Regions from separate parts of the Homo sapiens genome. Here region 1 is linked to region 2. A link is a loop called in an ENCODE intact Hi-C map of the cell type or tissue named here. Cell type or tissue: natural killer cell. All regions are shown on one strand. Each heading gives the region's core, and the rest is flanking DNA. Links, peaks and the distances in the headings are about the cores only.

Evidence for each region. Peaks named below come from ENCODE experiments on the same cell type or tissue, not always from the same donor. Only the 100,000 strongest peaks of a DNase experiment are listed, where the experiment ranks them.
Region 1: a loop joins it to region 2, with 2.1 times the contacts of the local background. A loop is called at or near these places in 4 of 110 quality-filtered maps.

What each region holds. Positions count from the first base shown.
Region 1 is chr22:46,049,719-46,057,932 of GRCh38, reverse strand. All of the region lies in intron 1 of LOC124905135 (collagen alpha-1(III) chain-like), which reads right to left. PRR34 (PRR34 long non-coding RNA) reads left to right here and starts at 3,708. Exons shown (of 2, transcript NR_165243.1): 1 at 3,708-4,183; 2 at 6,034-8,214. PRR34-AS1 (PRR34 antisense RNA 1) reads right to left here and starts at 4,087. Exons shown (of 3, transcript NR_027034.1): 1 at 4,013-4,087; 2 at 988-1,086; 3 at 1-871. RefSeq lists silencers at 3,798-3,957, 4,198-4,317. In natural killer cell, for the core only: no CTCF peak of the experiment used is centred there; DNase peaks (open chromatin) are centred at 3,692, 4,122 and 4,802; H3K4me3 peaks cover 2,417 bases; H3K27ac peaks cover 6,211 bases.
Region 2 is chr22:46,276,530-46,284,912 of GRCh38, reverse strand. TTC38 (tetratricopeptide repeat domain 38) reads right to left here. Exons shown (of 14, transcript NM_017931.4): 6 at 6,252-6,327; 7 at 3,195-3,314; 8 at 881-940. Among named protein-coding and RNA genes, the nearest start is that of TTC38, 13 kb to the right of the region's middle. In natural killer cell, for the core only: no CTCF peak of the experiment used is centred there; DNase peaks (open chromatin) are centred at 3,802 and 7,662; H3K4me3 peaks cover 2,544 bases; H3K27ac peaks cover 4,861 bases.

The DNA of each region.
Region 1 (8,214 bases), core at 1-8,000, 230 kb after region 2:
GCCCGGCTGCCTGTGACAGTTTCTCAGCCAGGCAGGGACTCTTTTCCACACGATGACACTGGAACTGAATGCCACACTCCTTCTCCTTGGAAGAAAAAATGGTGTGTAGGACAAGGACTCAGGACATGGGTGTGGAAGAATCTCTGTGGTACGAGCCCAGCCTGGAAGAACTCTTAGGTCAGAAACACCCCTTTTCTGACCTTATTTTTGAAAAGTGGGCCATTTCCAGCCCCTAATAACGGAGGGGGACCAATCTCCAAATTCAATGTACTTGATCTTAAGAATCGTTCTTTAAAAGTGAGTTAAAAGGCAAAGTAGCATGCTGTTGTCTACTCTAAAAGGCAATTTCTAAATTTGGATTAAAAAAAAAATTGTACTCTAGCTTGCAAATCCAGTGGCTCTCAGAATGCAAGTAAGATACACCACTCCTTGTGCTAAAATCATCTTAAGCAGTTTAAAATAAATCAAAACAAAACGATGTGAGCCGAGCATATGTCTCCCATCCCTTGTGTTTTGAAGGCCGAGTGGGCCAGGCTGCCTAGCACAGACCGGTTCAGTCCGAGAGCCGCCTGGGCCCAGATCTCGGCAGTCAATGATTTTAAGAGAGGGCCACAATGTCTCCTGGACCAAAGAGACCTAGGTCTTTTACTTTCCAAAGATGGCCTCGGTTCTAGACAAGGATTAAATTATAAAATAAATCATTACAGAACATAATCAACAGGTAAGATGAATAAATTGAAGACATTTATTTCCTCCAAGAAAAATGTCTGGCACTTGGAATTTTCAAGCTGCAAGTAGATGTACACATTTTCAAAAGATCTTTCTTTTCCTTCGCTTCCTCACACTGGGCACAGCAAAACATCTCTGCCTTCTAAAATAAAAACACATGCCACTTTAATTTAGCAAAGAGAAGCCAGAATGCAGAATCTTTGCAGAGATTTTTTTTTTTTTTAATTAAAAAGAGAGACTGACAACTTCATTTTATACCTTTTCACGGGAAGTGACCCTCCTCCCCATGGGTCAATAAGTTAACGCCAAATCGCGGCAAAACGGCGAATTCCATCTCTGAGGCTCTAGAAGCTCAATCTAGAAGGAGAGATTTTAATTGTAACCCCTAAACAGCAAATGCTGACATTTGTCTTGCTTTCAGATAGTCTCCAGACTGGGCCAGAACATGACTAATTTATTTTATCTTATCCATCTATCTAGGCACAGGATTAAAATATTTATATCAGTCTGTTCACTTTAAAATGTGCAGTTACAGACACCAGCTTCAGGGCCACTCCTTAATTTTTCACAGTTTTGGCTTTTCATTGTTTCCAGAAATGCACAGTCCTTGAATGGCGAACACTCGCAAATGCTGATGAAATCTTTAAGTGAGGAGCCTCTAAACTAATATGAAAATCTCCCCTTTCAGGCTGCGTGGACGCTGCCCGGCCACGGTGACGGAGCTGTTCCAATGCCTGCTTCCCGAGACAGGCCCATGAAATCATGCAGGCTTGAGCCCGGCTTCTAGAAGGAGCACGCCTCTGGCCAGGGTGGCTGGTGGAAACCAGTCCTGGCCAAGGGAGCCCCGGCCAGGCTGCCAGGTAGGCAGCAGGCGGCAGGGGGTTAATGTGGGGAGCGGGCAGGGGTGGGGTGGGAAGCCAGCTGGGGAAATGGGGGCTGCAGGGCCCAGCCCGACCAGGCACAGACACAGGGGGCTCTGTCTGCTTGCCCGCTGCCCTGGCACTGTGACTAACCGCCCCACTATTGTGAGTCTGAAGTCAGCCCTTTGTGTCGTCCCCTGGCGTCTGGGAGCACAGCCGAAGAACCCTTTCCAGCAGCCCCCCTCATTCTGGAACCTGCAGCCCCAACATCCATTCTTTCAGCTCTCAGGGTTGCTGGGGGCTGATGAGCCAGTGGAAGTATCCCTTTCCCTGGCCAGGAAGGGCCACCAGCAAAAAAGAAGCAGAAAACCAGTCTCCCCTACTCTGGGTGGGGAAGTGGGGGGCACAGGGACCTACTAAACCTACGTGACCGCCGTGGTAGCTGCTCCACACGCAGCAAAGGAGCCATTGAAATGGGGAGAGGCCAAATCGAATATGGAAAAAATGGCAAAATATCCCGTTCACAGTTTCATACGAGCAACACACTGAAATAGGATTTTGGAAATTTATATTAGATTAAAATGAATTTTAGTACTAAAGTGAATCTTACCCGCTTATTTTCACTTTCTGAAAATGTGGCTATTAGAAGGTGTTAAATGACAGATGTGGCTTGCATTTGTGGCTCGCGTTGTTTTGTGTGAGCTCGTGGGTTTGGGGGTGCTGGGACCTTGAAGGCTGCTTTCTCCTAGGGAGACAATGGCACTCCCTACCCATCATTGTCAGGAATACCAGGCCCTTGCAGCCACACTGTCTCCTGACCCTGGCCTTGCATTCCCCGTTTTGAGAATTGGGACTTACACACGCAGGTGTCTAGGAATCCTTTGTCAAACACTGGCATGCACACGAGTATGCCTGCACACCCACGTGCACATACACGGACACGCACAGACATACACAGCCCTGGCTCCTGTCCACCGCAGGCTGGAGCAACCTGTCCCAGCTAGCCTTCGTGGAAGCCAGATTCACAGGGCACCCAGATGCCCTCCAAACCCCCCCTGGACCCAGACATCTGACCCTTTGTCCTGGGACAGACAGGACCAACCCAGGCCACACCCGCCTTCCATGGGCCGGGGCACTTTTGGCTTCCTGGTTCCCTTCCTCCATAAATACTAAAAATTCTATTTTATGACTACATCAGACTAAAGGCCAATAAAACCAGGTCGAATTCATTGTCGTATATTCATTATTTTTATAGTCATTTTTTCTTCTGATTTTAAAAGAAATTAAAATGAAAACATTTCATGGGCCCTAGGCTCTATGCCTCGTGGGCTTGTGGGCCCAGACCATCCCTCTGAGCTCCCATGCCCAAACCCATGCCCCTGAGTCTCACCCAGCGAGGAGCACAGGGGGCTTGCCTGCCGTTTGTCCAGTGACCAGATAGATACCTTCTGAACTCATTCCTTAAGTCCTGCCCTCAGTAAACAGTGTGTGAATCCCTCACCAGATGCCAGAAAACGTTCCACATTATTTTTAAAACAGAAGTCAGTCAGGAGGAAGGCCTGGGATGCCAGTGTGGTTGAAGGCCCCAAGTCAGTGGGAGCTAAGACCCTCACCCGGTACAGGGCTGGGGTCTCCAACCGGGGACCTGGACACCATGTTTAACACCCAAGAGCAGGCCAGCAAACAGGCGTGCTGCTCTGGGTAGCGACTGGTACCGTGAGGTGCAGCCTCCGAGAGCACCAGGCCCCTTCTGCCTCCCACCCTCCACCCCTGCTGCAGGTGCTGCGGGGCCCCCGGTTCTGGATGGAGGTGCAGAGGAGGCTGGGCTTTCCGGCGTCCCCCAGAACCGGCATCGGCTGCTCTGGCCTTTCCCTTCCCAGGGAGCCACGGCGCCAGGCCTGGGCCCAAACCCTGCTCAGGAAGGACGGGCCGGTGCAGGAGATGGTTAAAATTCTGCATCCTTTTTGCATCCGCCTCCAGAGGAAGCGCTGCTTTCTCCCCCCACCACCCCCCCCCCAACCCCCCCACCCCGCGAAGCAGGAGGAGGGGGGAAAAAAGCTGAGAGCAGCAATTTGCAGGCCTTGGGATGTTTTTCTCCTTGACAGCCCCGGGCCCCGCCTCGCTCCGGCCCTTCCTCCGACTGTGCGGCTGGCCCTGTGGCCGCGGCTCGGTGTCTGCCGCTCCTGCCCGGGCCCCTGCACACGCGTCCTCCCCTCGGCGGGGAGGCCGGCTAGGGGCAGGCGGGCAGCGATGCCTGCGTCGGCCACAGCTGCCTGGCACTGCCCTCCTTTGTGCCTGCCTCCTCTGCCAGCCTCCGCTCCAACCTCCCCCCCCAACCCCGCAACGAGGCCTGCTCCTGGGCCCGGCCGCAGGGCCCGTTGCCCACAGAGCGCCCACCCTGCGCCCACCCGGGGTGCCCTCACCTTCTGGGCCCCTGGCTCCTGGCCTCGGGTCCTGCTGGTGCCCAGGTCGCCCGGCCCCGTCCTCCGTGCTCCGCGTTTGCCCCACCCTGCTGCCCGAGCTCGGCGGCGAGCCTGGCACGGTGCCAGGCTGCCTGGGAGCCCAGCCCGGGCAGGGCGAACTTTCCAGCGAGGGTGTGTATGGGGGGGAGCTGCGGGGTGAGGGTGGTGCCTGGGGAGGGAGAGGGCCCCAGGTGCCCGGCGGCCGGCCCCCGGCCCCCAGCCCCCAGCCCCTGGCCGGCCTGCGGGGGCCTCCCCTGCCTCCCGTCCCCAGAGTCCCACAGAGGCGCAGACAACACGAGCGCTTGAGTCCCAGCAGCCATGTGCAGGAGCCGGCAAACAAACAAAAGCCCTTATTTATTTATTTAGTTCACACTCCCAGATAAGGAGGCGCCTTTTGTGCACATAATTTCACACACATCAGAACGGAGGCGATGCCACGGTACTCCCCACAGCCCGAGAGCCCCGGACAGCCGCCCGGCCCTCATGAATAATTGCATCGCCTCGGCCTGGGCATTTCCATATTTAAATTGGGCAGCAGCGTATGATTAATTAAGAAGGAAAAAGGCAAAAAGGAAGAAAAGCAGTGGGGGTGGGGAGCCGGACACTCTGGGCAGCGCAATGTGCCAAGGTGCCCGCGGCAGCTTAACTCCTCCCATGCCAGGGCCCAGGGGGAGGCCACAGCAGGGGCTGGGAGGGGAGGCTCCCAAGACCCTCAGCCTGGAGGGCGGCATGTCCTTGCCTGCTGTCCTGTGTCGAGTGCCACCCCAGCCTCACATGCTGCCTGGGGAAGGTTCTCTTCCTCCTGTTCGTATTCCGGGCAGCTCACCATTGCTCAGGTCAAAATGTGCCATGCCAGTGCTGGGGAAAGAGACACACCGAGGCCCCCCAGTGGGGCACTTCCAGCGGGAACTGACCTGTCTTTTGCCCTGCACAGCTTCACCCTACATCCCTGCCACATGCAAGCTGCAACGCTGCCCTGCCTGGGGAGGCTCTGCGGCCCATCCCCACTCTCACAAGCCTCCTCCTCCAAAGGGCTGGCTCTTCTGGCCCTGAAAGCAGCCGGCCTGTTCCGGGAGTGGGGCAGGAAGGCCTGCCACCCTTCTAGAAAGATTTTTGGCTAAGTGAGTGCCAGGAAAGACTATATTCCTAAGGCAAGAAGTGGCCCCGGATTTAGAGTCTGGCCATCACCAAGGTTTGGCCTTATTGTTTGCCATTTGTGTGGCCTGAGGCAGGTTATCTGGCCTCTCTGGGCCTCGGTCTGCCTGGTTGCAAAATGGGAATGATATGAATGCCCACTATTCCTGCCCTGTGGGGTCCCGGCGAGCAAGAGCAGCTCCTGGTTGGCAGAGAGCCTGCCCGAGTTCCCAGACTCGTTGTCCTTGTGGTGGGCTGAGGTCTGAGCCAGAACAAGTCCAGATAGACCCAGGACCATGCAGCCCTGCCCCTGCTGAGGCCCCAGGACACTGGTCAGAAATTTGCTGAGAAAATAATCTGAATTCTTGTGGCCAAGAGTGTCCTAGGGCCACCAGGCCTGGCTTGGTTGTGGGGGGCCCATCTGCCCTTGAGCGTATGCAGGGGTGTGTGGAGTGGGAGGGCTCTGGGGCAGGACCAGCTGCCCAGCAAGAGCCTCCTAGGGGTCCTCTGGGGTCTGGGCAGCATTATTATCACCCCCTCCTTTACAGCTGGGGGAACTCAGGCATAGAGAGTTCAGGAGCATACCTGAGATCACACCAAAGTGGGGGCCCTGGGATTTAAACTCAGAGCACCCCAAATCCCATCCCAAGGCTTTTCTTTTCTCTTTTTGAGATGGGGTCTTGCTCTGTTGCCCCTGCTGGAGTGCAGTGGCGTGATCACCGCTCACTGCAGCCTCAACCTCCCAGGCTCAAGTTATCCTCCTGCCTCAGCCACCCAAGTTGCTGGGACTTACAGGCGTGTGCCACCATGCCCAGCTAATGTTTTTTTTTTTAACCTTTGTTGCTCAGGTTGGTCTCAAACTCCTGGGCTCATGCAATCTTCCTGCCTCGGCCTCCCAATGTGCTGGAATTACAGGTATGAGCTACCGCGCTCAGCCCAAACCCAGGGCTCTTAACCACCCTACTATGTACTGTGCTGGCCCCCGGTCAAGGGAGAGAACTCACGTCAGGCAAAAATGTTTTACAGAGAGGCAGCTAAGTCTTTTCCACAGTGGATGACACAGTCCCCCTCACAAACCACCCCACAGATCCAACCCCAAGGAACTCTGCTTCTACGTGTGCCCTTGGGGCAAGGGATGCAAAGCACCAGGCGATGGAGCTCAGAGGATGGCACTCTTCCAGAGAGCTGTGTGTCTCTGGGAAAGCTAACACACCTCTCTGAGCCTGTTGCTACAGCTTTACCATCAGCGATGTGACTGCAAGCCTTCTCAGCTGCCTGTCAGCAGATGCACAGGCCTGTGCACAGAGCTCTGCGGAGACCACGCCGACATCGCCGCACACCCACCCTCCTGCTCATGGGACAGACCATTCACACCTGCTTCACCACCAGCCACAGGCTTGTCGGAAGGAGCAGACTCTTCTCCACGGACAAGCCACTGCCCCTTTGAGGGCCTCAGCTTCCTTACCCTATGAGATGAGGAAACAGATCTTCACTTGCCACAGGACTTGGGGGGATGAAAAGGTAACCTCCGTAAAGCTGCCCCTGGTGTGGGGAAGCCACCCCATAGATGACATTGCCCGCCCTCCCCCTAGGCCCAGAGCTCTACAGAGTCCTCAAGCTGGTGTCCCTCCAGGCTAAAACACTTCCACCCCCTGGGCAGTGCACTACAGGGTGGTGGGGAAGGGGCCATCTGTGGAAGAAACACAGGGCCTGGCCTGGGGTCCTGGGCAAGACCTCTGTGACCTCAGTTTCCCCAGATCCCTCCAGGTGTGACCTTGTAGATGGCCTCTATTCTGGATTCACAGCTGCTGAGGAGGAGGAAGAGGACACTGAAGGCATTCCTTCAGTCCCCTGGGGAGGTTCAGATGCTCAGACTCCCTGATACCACCTTTCCTGGGCAGAATAAAGTCCCCAAGATGTCCAAGCCCTAATCCCTGGAGCCTGGGAAAGTGTTACCTCCCAGACCAAAGGGACTTTGTAGGTGTGTGATTGAGTTGAAGATCTGCAGTGAGAGGGTAGCCTGGATTAGCCACGTGTGCCCAAAAGCAGAGACTCCTTCCCAGCCGTGGTCAGAGACAGAACAAGGGGACGCTGCTGGCTTTAAAGACGGAAGAAGGGACGAGGAGCCAAGGAGTGCAAGTGCCGCCAGAGGCCAGAAAAGGCAAGGGATGGATTTTTCCCCTGGAGTTCCAGGAGGAACCAGCCCTGCCAACACCTGGATTTTAGTTCTGGGACCCCACCTCAGACATCTGACCCCCTTGACTGTAAGGTAATAAATGTGCGTTGCTTAAGCCACTGAGTCAGCCATAAGTTGTTACATGGCTGCCACAGGAAACTAACAGGCCCTCCCCTCTGGCCCCAACATGCCCAGCTGCCTGTGAAGGGGAAGAAGGATGGCACAAGGCACGGCCCTCATCGATGTGTTCACACACCTTGCTCCCCTACTGAGCTGGCCCTGGGGCTGCAGACCTGATCCCTGCTCTCAGGAGCCTTCGCCAGCTGAGAGACGCCCGCAGAGCCTCCCCTCCACTGCGGAGGCTCGAACCTTCCCTCCTGCTGCTGCTGCCCCATCCTCTCCTCTTCCTCCTGCTGCTGTTTGTTGAGTGCTCCCTGTGAGTAGGCACCAGGCTAGTGTCCTCCTCCCAACCCCAGCCTCATAGGCTCAGCGGTCAGGCCACCCGAGCAGTCACATTGTAGACCCCTGAATCCTGCCCATGGTTTGGCAGGACAAAGGGCCTTTTCTGCTTCAGAGTCACAAATGTGTCCTCCTCACAATAAGGGTGGCATGGAGGTCCCTGGGCCAGTGCCTCAGCCTATTGAGCCTGGGGTCCTTGTCTGTACAGGGGGATGAAGGTAGCACCTCACAGATGGCGATAAACCCAGCCAGTGCAGGGCAGGCAGTCAGCGCTCCAAACTCGCTTCAAGTCTTTGCCTATGCTGCCAATCAAGTCAGCTGTGGGAAGAGTCAGGTTTTTCTCTTGAAAGTCAGGGCCGGGCACGGTGGCTCATGCCTGTAATCCCAGCACTTT
Region 2 (8,383 bases), core at 263-8,262:
GTATTTCTTTCTAGCCTTTTTCTTTTTTTTTTTTTTTTTTTTTTGAGATGGGGTCTCACTCTGTCACCCAGGCTGGAGTGCAGTGGCACAATCTCGGCTCACTGTAACCTCCGCGTCCCAGGTTCAAGCGATTCTCATGCCTCAGGCTCAGGACTACAGGGAGGCGCCACCATGCCCGGCTAATTTTTGTATTTTTAGTAGAGATGGGGTTTTACCATGTTGCCCAGGCTGCTCTCAAACTCTTGACCTCAAGTTATTTGCCTGCCTTGGCCTCTCAAAGTGCTGGGATTACAGGCATGAGCCACTGTGCCCAGCTGCCTTTTTCTTTTCTGCATATGTTTCCTCTCCTGTACATTTAGCTGGGTTCTGTGCTGTCTTCCAGACACTGTATCATCACATTCTCATGTCATGACAAGGCCCTCATGTTCTCAGCATTTCTCACTTTATGGACATTCAGGGAGCTTCTAGCTTTTGTGCACGATAAGGAGCACTGCAAGTGACAGTCTTGTACATGGAACCCTGTGGCGGAATCACTGGGGTCAAGGGTGTCCTGAGCAGCTGCCCCATAGCCTGGCTCCCGTTGGAAGATCTCATGGCCCAGGCAGGTACACCCTGCGGAGTTGGGGCTTGGCTCTCCACTCCAGCCACAGGCACTCGCTCTGAATGGTCTCTGCAAGTTATACACCACAGATGTGATTTCCAGGCCTCCACAGTGAAAAAATCCCTAAAAAGGTTGAAGCCTAGAGTGCTCTTTGGAAATGTTAATGCTCCATTGCATCAGGGCTCCAACGGATGTGAATACATAGCAAAAGCTAGAAAAATCTTTCTCCCTCTAGACATCTTTATAGGATAAGACAGTGCAAACAGATGGTCACCTTACCTTCTCAATCAGATATAAAGCCCAGTGCCAATAGTTATGACAAGCCAACATATCAGAGTCCTGGAGAAAAAAAAAAAAAGAGAATTTATGAAAAGTCTGAAGGCCTATGGGAAAAAAACAAATGTTGTTTTGTGCTAATGCAGAAACCATCATCTTTTTTTTTTTTTTTTTTTTTTTTTTTGAGACTAAGTCTGGCTCTGTTGCTCAGGCTGGAGTGTAGTGACACGATCTTGGCTCACTGCAACCTCTGCCTCCCGGGTTCAAGCAATTCTCCTGCCTCAGTCTCCTGAGTAGCTGGGATTACAAGTGTGCACCACCACACCCGGCTAATTTTTGTATCTTTGGTAGAGACAGGGTTTCACCATGTTGGCCAGGGTGGTCTCGAACTTCTGACCTCAGGTGATCCGCCCGCCTCAGCCTCCCAAAGTGCTGGGATTACAGGCATGAGCCACCGCGCCTAGCCACAGAAACCATCATCTTTGAGTGCAGGAAACAATATTCTGCACTAGGTGCCTCCAGGCCACATAATCTTCTTCCATTCCGAAGGGCGGTGAAGAAATTATGCTGCATTTACCAAGGAGGAAACTGAGGCTAGGGGAGGTTCCCAACCTACTCGCCTGAGCTGGGGAGCAGCAGCCCCAGGACCGGTGCAGAGGAAGTTACTTCAGCAACTCCAGCTTTGCCTTCCTCACATGTGAAGTTGAGAAAAGGATTAACAGAACCACTCCACAGGGAGGTGCGAGGCCCATGGGTGCCTAAACAGCTCAGGGCACTTGGATAAAACTGCAAGGATCAGCCGGGCACAGTGGCTCATGCCTGTAATCCCAGTACTTTGGGAGGCCGAGGCAGAAGGATCAACTGAGCCCAAGAGTCCAAGACCCACCTGGGCAACATAGGGAAGAGACCCTGTCTCTCTAAAAAAAAAAAATTTTTTTAATTAGCCAGGTGTGGTGGCACGCACCAGTAGTCCCTGCTATTTGGGAGGCCGAGGTGGAAGGATCGCTTGAGCCCAGGCGGTCGAGGCTGCGGTGAGCCCTGATTGTGCCACTGCACTCCACCTTGGGCGACAGAGAGAGAACTTGTCTCAAAAAAAAACAAAAACAAAAACCTGCAGAGATCAACAGGCCCAGGGCCACACTCCAACAGGTGCTGGCAAAGCCCCGAGAGCCAGGGGAGTGGGTGGTATGTGGGTGGCTACCTTAGGCTGCCCTCAGTATGAAGCAGTGTTAAAGTAGGACCTGTGCTGGGCTCAGAGCTGGCCCCTGCTAGGGTATTTCCAAGCTCAGGAGACTGGACTCGTGATCCTCAACAAGCTAGAGTGCCCAGCACTCAGAAACCTCAAACAAACCTCAGTGTCCCTGAGAAGGGAACCTGACCACTGCCCCCTTGACAGAGCCGAATCTGGAGGCCCGAGGATCCTCCGCAGCAAGGCTCAGACTGCATGGCCCCTGCTTGGGAGCCAAGTGCACACCCTTCCCTGATTTCTTGCTGCCCCAAATACAAAGCAGGTATTCAGTAAACGCTGAGTGAGCGACGCTGTGTCCCTGTCCCAGGGGAGGCCCCATCTCCCTTGAGCCCAATAGGCTCACCTGATGCAGCCCCGTCTGTCCAGAGGGCCCACCTCCACCATGGTGCTAGCCTTTCCTTCCCTGAGGCCTCTGCAGGCGTTTCTGCCTCTGCCTGGACACCACCTTGCCTCCCCTGGAAAGAGGGACTGACAAGGCCTCCTGCACAGCCCATGTCCGCCTTGTACCTGGGCTCTAGGACACCAAAGTAAGCAGCTCTCCTCTCCCTCACAGGCCACTGTAGGCCTTGGAGGCCTTGCTCAAGCTAGTGACGGGCTAGGATGCCCTCCATCTTCCCCCTCTGTGTGGCACACACCTGCTCATCCTTCAGTAGCCAACTCAGAGGTTGCCCCCTCCAGGATGCCTTCCCTAGCCACTGTCCCCCCAAGCCCAGTTGAGTTTAATGCTTCCTCTGCGTTTCCACATCCCACAGAGGGTCCCCGTCATGGTGCAGCTCATGTGCTTTGAAGAGGCTGCTCGCTCCTCCTGACCAGGCCCTGTAAGGACAGAGAAGTCTGGGCTGGACCCTCAGTGGAGTCCCTAGGGCAAGGTATGGGCCTGGGGTGGGGACTGGAATCTTGATTGCATTCTGCTCAGCAGCCAAACACCTGAGGCAGGTGCAGGTGGAGGAGGAGAGGGAACCCCGAGAATTAAGCCATGCCCTGTAACTCTTGTCCATAAAGCCTTGGCCTGACTCAAGGGGATGCACTGAATTTCCCAGGGAGGTGACCCATTGACAAGCATCATACCTTCCAGAAGGTCTCTGAGTGCTGCATGAATTCCAACCCATCCTTGATCTCTGCTTTCATCTCGTGGATGTGAGCGACGGTGTGCACCGACCATGCGTCTGTCGGGTTAATAGATAAAGCCTACGCAGGGTGCGGGGAAGAGGATTCCAGATAAAGCAGATCAGTCAGGCTGCCGGGGCAGGCGACGGCAGGTCTCTAAGGGGCAAGAGGGGCCTGGGCTGAACGGGGTGGAGCAAGTGGGGGGGCGGGGCTCTGACTCAAAACACTGACAATTAGCACCACTTCCTGCCTGCCCGGGCACACCAGCTCATGGGTCTCACTGCCCAGTTCACAGATGAGGAAGCTGAGTCTTAGGGAGGCTATGCGACTTCACCCAGCTGGACAGCAGCAGGATCTTTCTAAAGCCAGGGCTCAGACCCAAGCCCACAGCATTCTGCATACAGCTGAGGTGCTTGCAAAACATACCCGCCCTCTCTGGGCCTCAGCTGCCGCCTGCCTGGAAGGCCACGGATGCTGCCTTTCTCTTAGAGAAGTGGTTACTGCCCATGTGAACGTGGTGTGAACTATCAAGTCCTCCAGTGGCTGTGACTGCCTCTTCCCACTACCATATATGTGAGGACACGTGGCTTTCTGGGTGCAGAAACAGCTGGCTCTGAGGTTATCACAGTTCATGACAACAGCCGCTCCCATGACCTGTGAGCTTGACAGCGACCAGCGAGGCAGGCAGGACTCATGGAATGATCCTCCCCTCCTAGCCGTTTCTTTCTTCTATTTATGTGTTCAGCTCATGTTTGCTAAGCATCTACTCAGCCACAGTCAGAGCTTAGAAAATGGAGCAGTAAACTGAGGCTCACAGAAGCCCCATTGCCTGGCCTGTGCCCAGGTCCCCCATGCCAAATCATGAGTTCCCGCCAGCCCCACTGCCTCAGTCTCCCCACGCCTTTCATAGGGGTCCAGAAGCCCCAAGCTCTTCTGCCCTGGCCCAGCACCTCCTGTGAGGCTTTTGGCAGGAGGTCGGCCCCAGCAAGCCCTGCCTCCCTGCCCACCACTCAGCTTTTGTGGGCCCAGCCCACTCCATGTGGGAACAGAGGGAAAGAAAGTGTGTCTGTAGGGGACCGTGGGCACCCCTGGGCAGGGGCTCTGAGTACAGGACACTTGGGCACAGTCTAAGCAGGGCGGGCGTGGGGCCCCGAGACGGGACCCTGCTAAGCATGCTGCTTTCACGAATGGCAGGAGTGAAGGGTGGTGGCTGTCACCAGCTCTGATGAGCTGACTGGCATCTTCCCTCTCTTGGAGCCCTCCCATGGTTCCGTGGGAAGGAGTCCAAACTGCATTCCCAGGCTACAAGGCCCAGCAGAATCCAGTCCTCACCTGCCCCTCTACAGCCCTGGCTCCTGGAGCCCTGGCTTGCCGCCTCCTCCCTAAGCCTCCACCCATTGAGCCACTTGGATGGAGCTCCAGGTCCCCAAGCTCTGTGGCTGTGCCTGTGCCTGCCGCCTGCCTGCTCCTGCCCTGGCTCCTCCTACCCTCACCAGCCTGGGGCTGCAGACACAGAGCCCATGTGTTACCACTCCTGGCCCCATCACAGCCTGCTTTTCCTGCCCAGTAGTTGTCTGTGGGGTGCTGGTGTTGAAGACAAAGAGTTGGTGCCTGCAACACAAGGGACAGGAGGCGAAAGGGGAGCAATGGAGAAGGGAGGGGACCCTATCCACCACTTCTTGCTCCTTGCAAGGCATGGGCTTGCATGTTTTTTTGGCCACCCTCAGTGCGGGGGACTTGCCACATCTGGTTTGCCACAGCTACCCTTGTCCAGAGCTTCTCCAAATGTCCCAGGAGCTCTCAGGTGCCCAGATGGATGCCACCCACAGGAGGGCCCAGCTACCATGGTCTCCAAGGGACTTTCCTACAGCTGACCCCTGGATGGTGCTGTCTGGTCACCCAGGCCATGGAACCAAGACTGTCAGAAAGCCACTCGGGTCCCCCACCTGCCCTGACTCAGAGTTAAAGCAAAGAACACATCACTCAAGCCTCAAGTCTCGGATTCTGTAATCAGAGCAGTCTTCAGAGAGCGCAGCGACCCTTGGGCCCCAATGCTGTCTCCCAGAGAGGATGCTGCAGGCCGACTAGGGCAACTACTGGGGGAAGAACCCCAGCCAGGATGTTGGGAGGCAGGGCCTGGAGCAGGCAGCTGAAAGGACAGCCATTGCCAGGTAGCCTGGGTAGAATCCGGCTCTGCCATCTCTGAGCCATGTGGTCTTAGGCAGGCTCTAGCCTTGGCCTCTGAGCCTTGGGCCCCTCATCTGGGCAACAAGGAGTTGGACATCACGTGGGCAGAGCTGTGTGGATGCAAGCAGACACACATGAAGTGCCACACAGAGCCGGGCACAGGAGCAGCTGTCACTCCCTTGTGCATGGCAGCCCCTCCATGGGCCTCAGTTTCCACTCCTGCAAGAAGAGGAGTAGAGGAGAGGGACCCCCAGAGCGTGAGACCATTCGCGCCCCAGGCCTGACAGCTGCAGCCTGCCACCCAGCCCTGGGCCCAGGTACACATGGGCACCCAGCAATGATCATGACTGGCGATCATCACTCAGCTCCCTGAACCTCTGGTGCCGTGAGTGATGCTTAGAAATGCGAAGTTCAGGAAGGAAGAGCCAACGCTTATTTACACTTCTCCTCCTACAAAGTCCTGTCCCAGCAGGGCAGTGTGGGCTCCGGAGCCAGGCAGAGCTGGTGGGAGCCCAGACCTGCCATTCTGTGCAACCCTAAGTGAGCAGGCTGACCACAGGCTCCCCGTACCCCATCAACCTCATCTGTAGACGTGGATCCAGTGTTAGCCAAGGAACGTGGCTCTGGGGACTTTGGGGGGGCCACAGGTGAATGACAGCCCCTGGCGGGCGGCAGCTGCTCACACTAACATGAGCTCCCCAGTCTCTCTGAGGAAGTGAGACCAGGGATGGGGTTCGCCGGGGTCACACACGAATGGTGCCCCTCATATGCCCTGGTCCAGCCAACGGCTACTCCCTGAGGGGTCAGGCACCTTAGGAAGGACCCACTTACCTCTTTGGCGAGTTTTTCTGCCTGGTCGTAGAAGTTGGTTTCCATCAAGCCAAAAGAGTAGATGCCTTTCACATAGCTAAAAACAGAAAAAAAGATCTCAGAATACAAAATGATGGATGGGTAGCAGGTTGAACTGTGTCCCCGCAAAGATACACTGAGGTCCTAACTGCCAGCACTGGGAATGTGACCTTTTTTGGAAATAGGGTCTTTGCAGAGGTAATAAGTTTAGAGGAGGTCATACGGGATTAGGGTGGGCCCTAACGCAATGACTGGTGTCCTTACAAGAGGGCCGTGTGAAGACACAGATGCCGAGGGAAGGCGGCAGGTAAAGACCAAGGCAGAGTGATACAGCTGCGAGCCAAGGGACTTCAAGGAACTCTGGGCACCACCAGAAATTGGAAGAGGCAGGAAGGACCCACCCCTGAGGCTCTGAGGGCACTGCCCTTGCTGACACCTTAGATGGGACTCTTGGCCCTCAAAGCTGTGAGTACCTGTCTGCTGCTCCAAACCACCCAGTTTGCAGCCCTTCGCTACAGCAACCGCAGGAGACTGATGCAACCTCCAACCCCACGCCAAGCTCTGTGCTTGTCAGCAATTCCATGCTTCTGACTGGTGAGGGGCAAGGTGAACATTACATCCGCACAATCATCCCCAAGCCCAGCACGGAGAGCGGCCCTGCTCCTCAATTAGCATCCCACCTTCTAAGAATCAACACGGGTCTCCACTGAGAGTAACAAGGGTCTCCTCCCGCTCCTGTCTGCATGGTGACATCCACCCAGAGGCATGACCCAGGGGCACCTCCCTGGGAAGCCTCCGTGACCTGTGGGCTGTCAACAGCTCCTCCTTGACTTCTGCAGTGCTGTACACAGTCCCCTGCCCGGCCTGGAATGCACTCAGTGAATGGCCGGGTCCTCCCCAGACCTGGAGCTCCCACAGGCTGGGACCTGTCTGTCCAACTCAGCCTCAGCCCAGGCCCAGCCCAGGATGGGCTAGAAGACACTGCTGAATAATTGCACGCTTCCAATCTCTCTCTTTTTTTTTTTTTTTTTTTTTTTTGGAGACAGAGTCTCGCTCTGTTGCCCAGGCTGGAGTGCAGTGGCACAATCTCAGCTCACTGCAACCTCCGCCTCCTGAGTTCAAGCAATTCTCCTTCCTCAGTCTCCTGAGTAGCTGGGATTACAGGCACATGCCACCTCGCCCAGCTAATTTTGGTATTTTTAGTAGAGACGGGGTTTCACCATGTTGGCCAGGCTGGCCTCAAACTCCTGACCTCAGGTGATCCACCCGCCTCGGCCTCCCAAAGTGCTGGGATTCCAGGCATGAGCCATTGCGTCCCGCCCACACTTCCAATCTCATCTGCAACTGCGCACCCGAGTATCTAGGGTGGTCACACATGAAACAAGTTTTCTTTCCTGTGGTTTCTCGGGGTTAAGTGAAAACAAAATAGGGCAATAGGGCTTCTGTTTGAGACTAAGATGTTAGCTTCATTACTTTGCAAGAAGACTGATTCTAGCTTTTGTTATTCATTGAAGCAATGTTCTTAAGCACTGGCTTCCAGAGTTATCTTTAAAATGTATGTGTGTGTGTGTGTGTGTGTGTGTGTGTGTGTGTGTGTATGTATATATATGTATTGTTTACTGGGGTCATTTAATCCTCAACACTTAAGCTATTTATTGTATGTTTGCTGTGTGTCAGGTACTATTAGGTTTCATGACGGTTAATTTTTATCTGTCAATTTGGCTGGCCCGTGGTGCTCAGCTGTTTGGCGAAACACCAGTCTAGGTGTTGCGGTGAAAGTATTTTTTATATATATATATGTTTATATATATATATATATTTAATATATATATTTTAATATATAATTTTTAATATATATTTTAATATATATTTAATATATATTTTTAATATATGTATTTTATATATATTTTTTTAATATATATATTTTTAATATATATATTCTTTTAGATACAGAGTCTTGCTCTGCTGCCCAGGCTGAGTGCAGTGGCATGATCGCCAGCTCACTGCAGCCTCAAACTCCTGGGCTCAAGGGAACCTCCCGCCACAGCCTCCTGAGTAGCCGGAACTACAGGCACATGCCACCATGCCTGGCTAACTTTTTTAATTTATTTTTT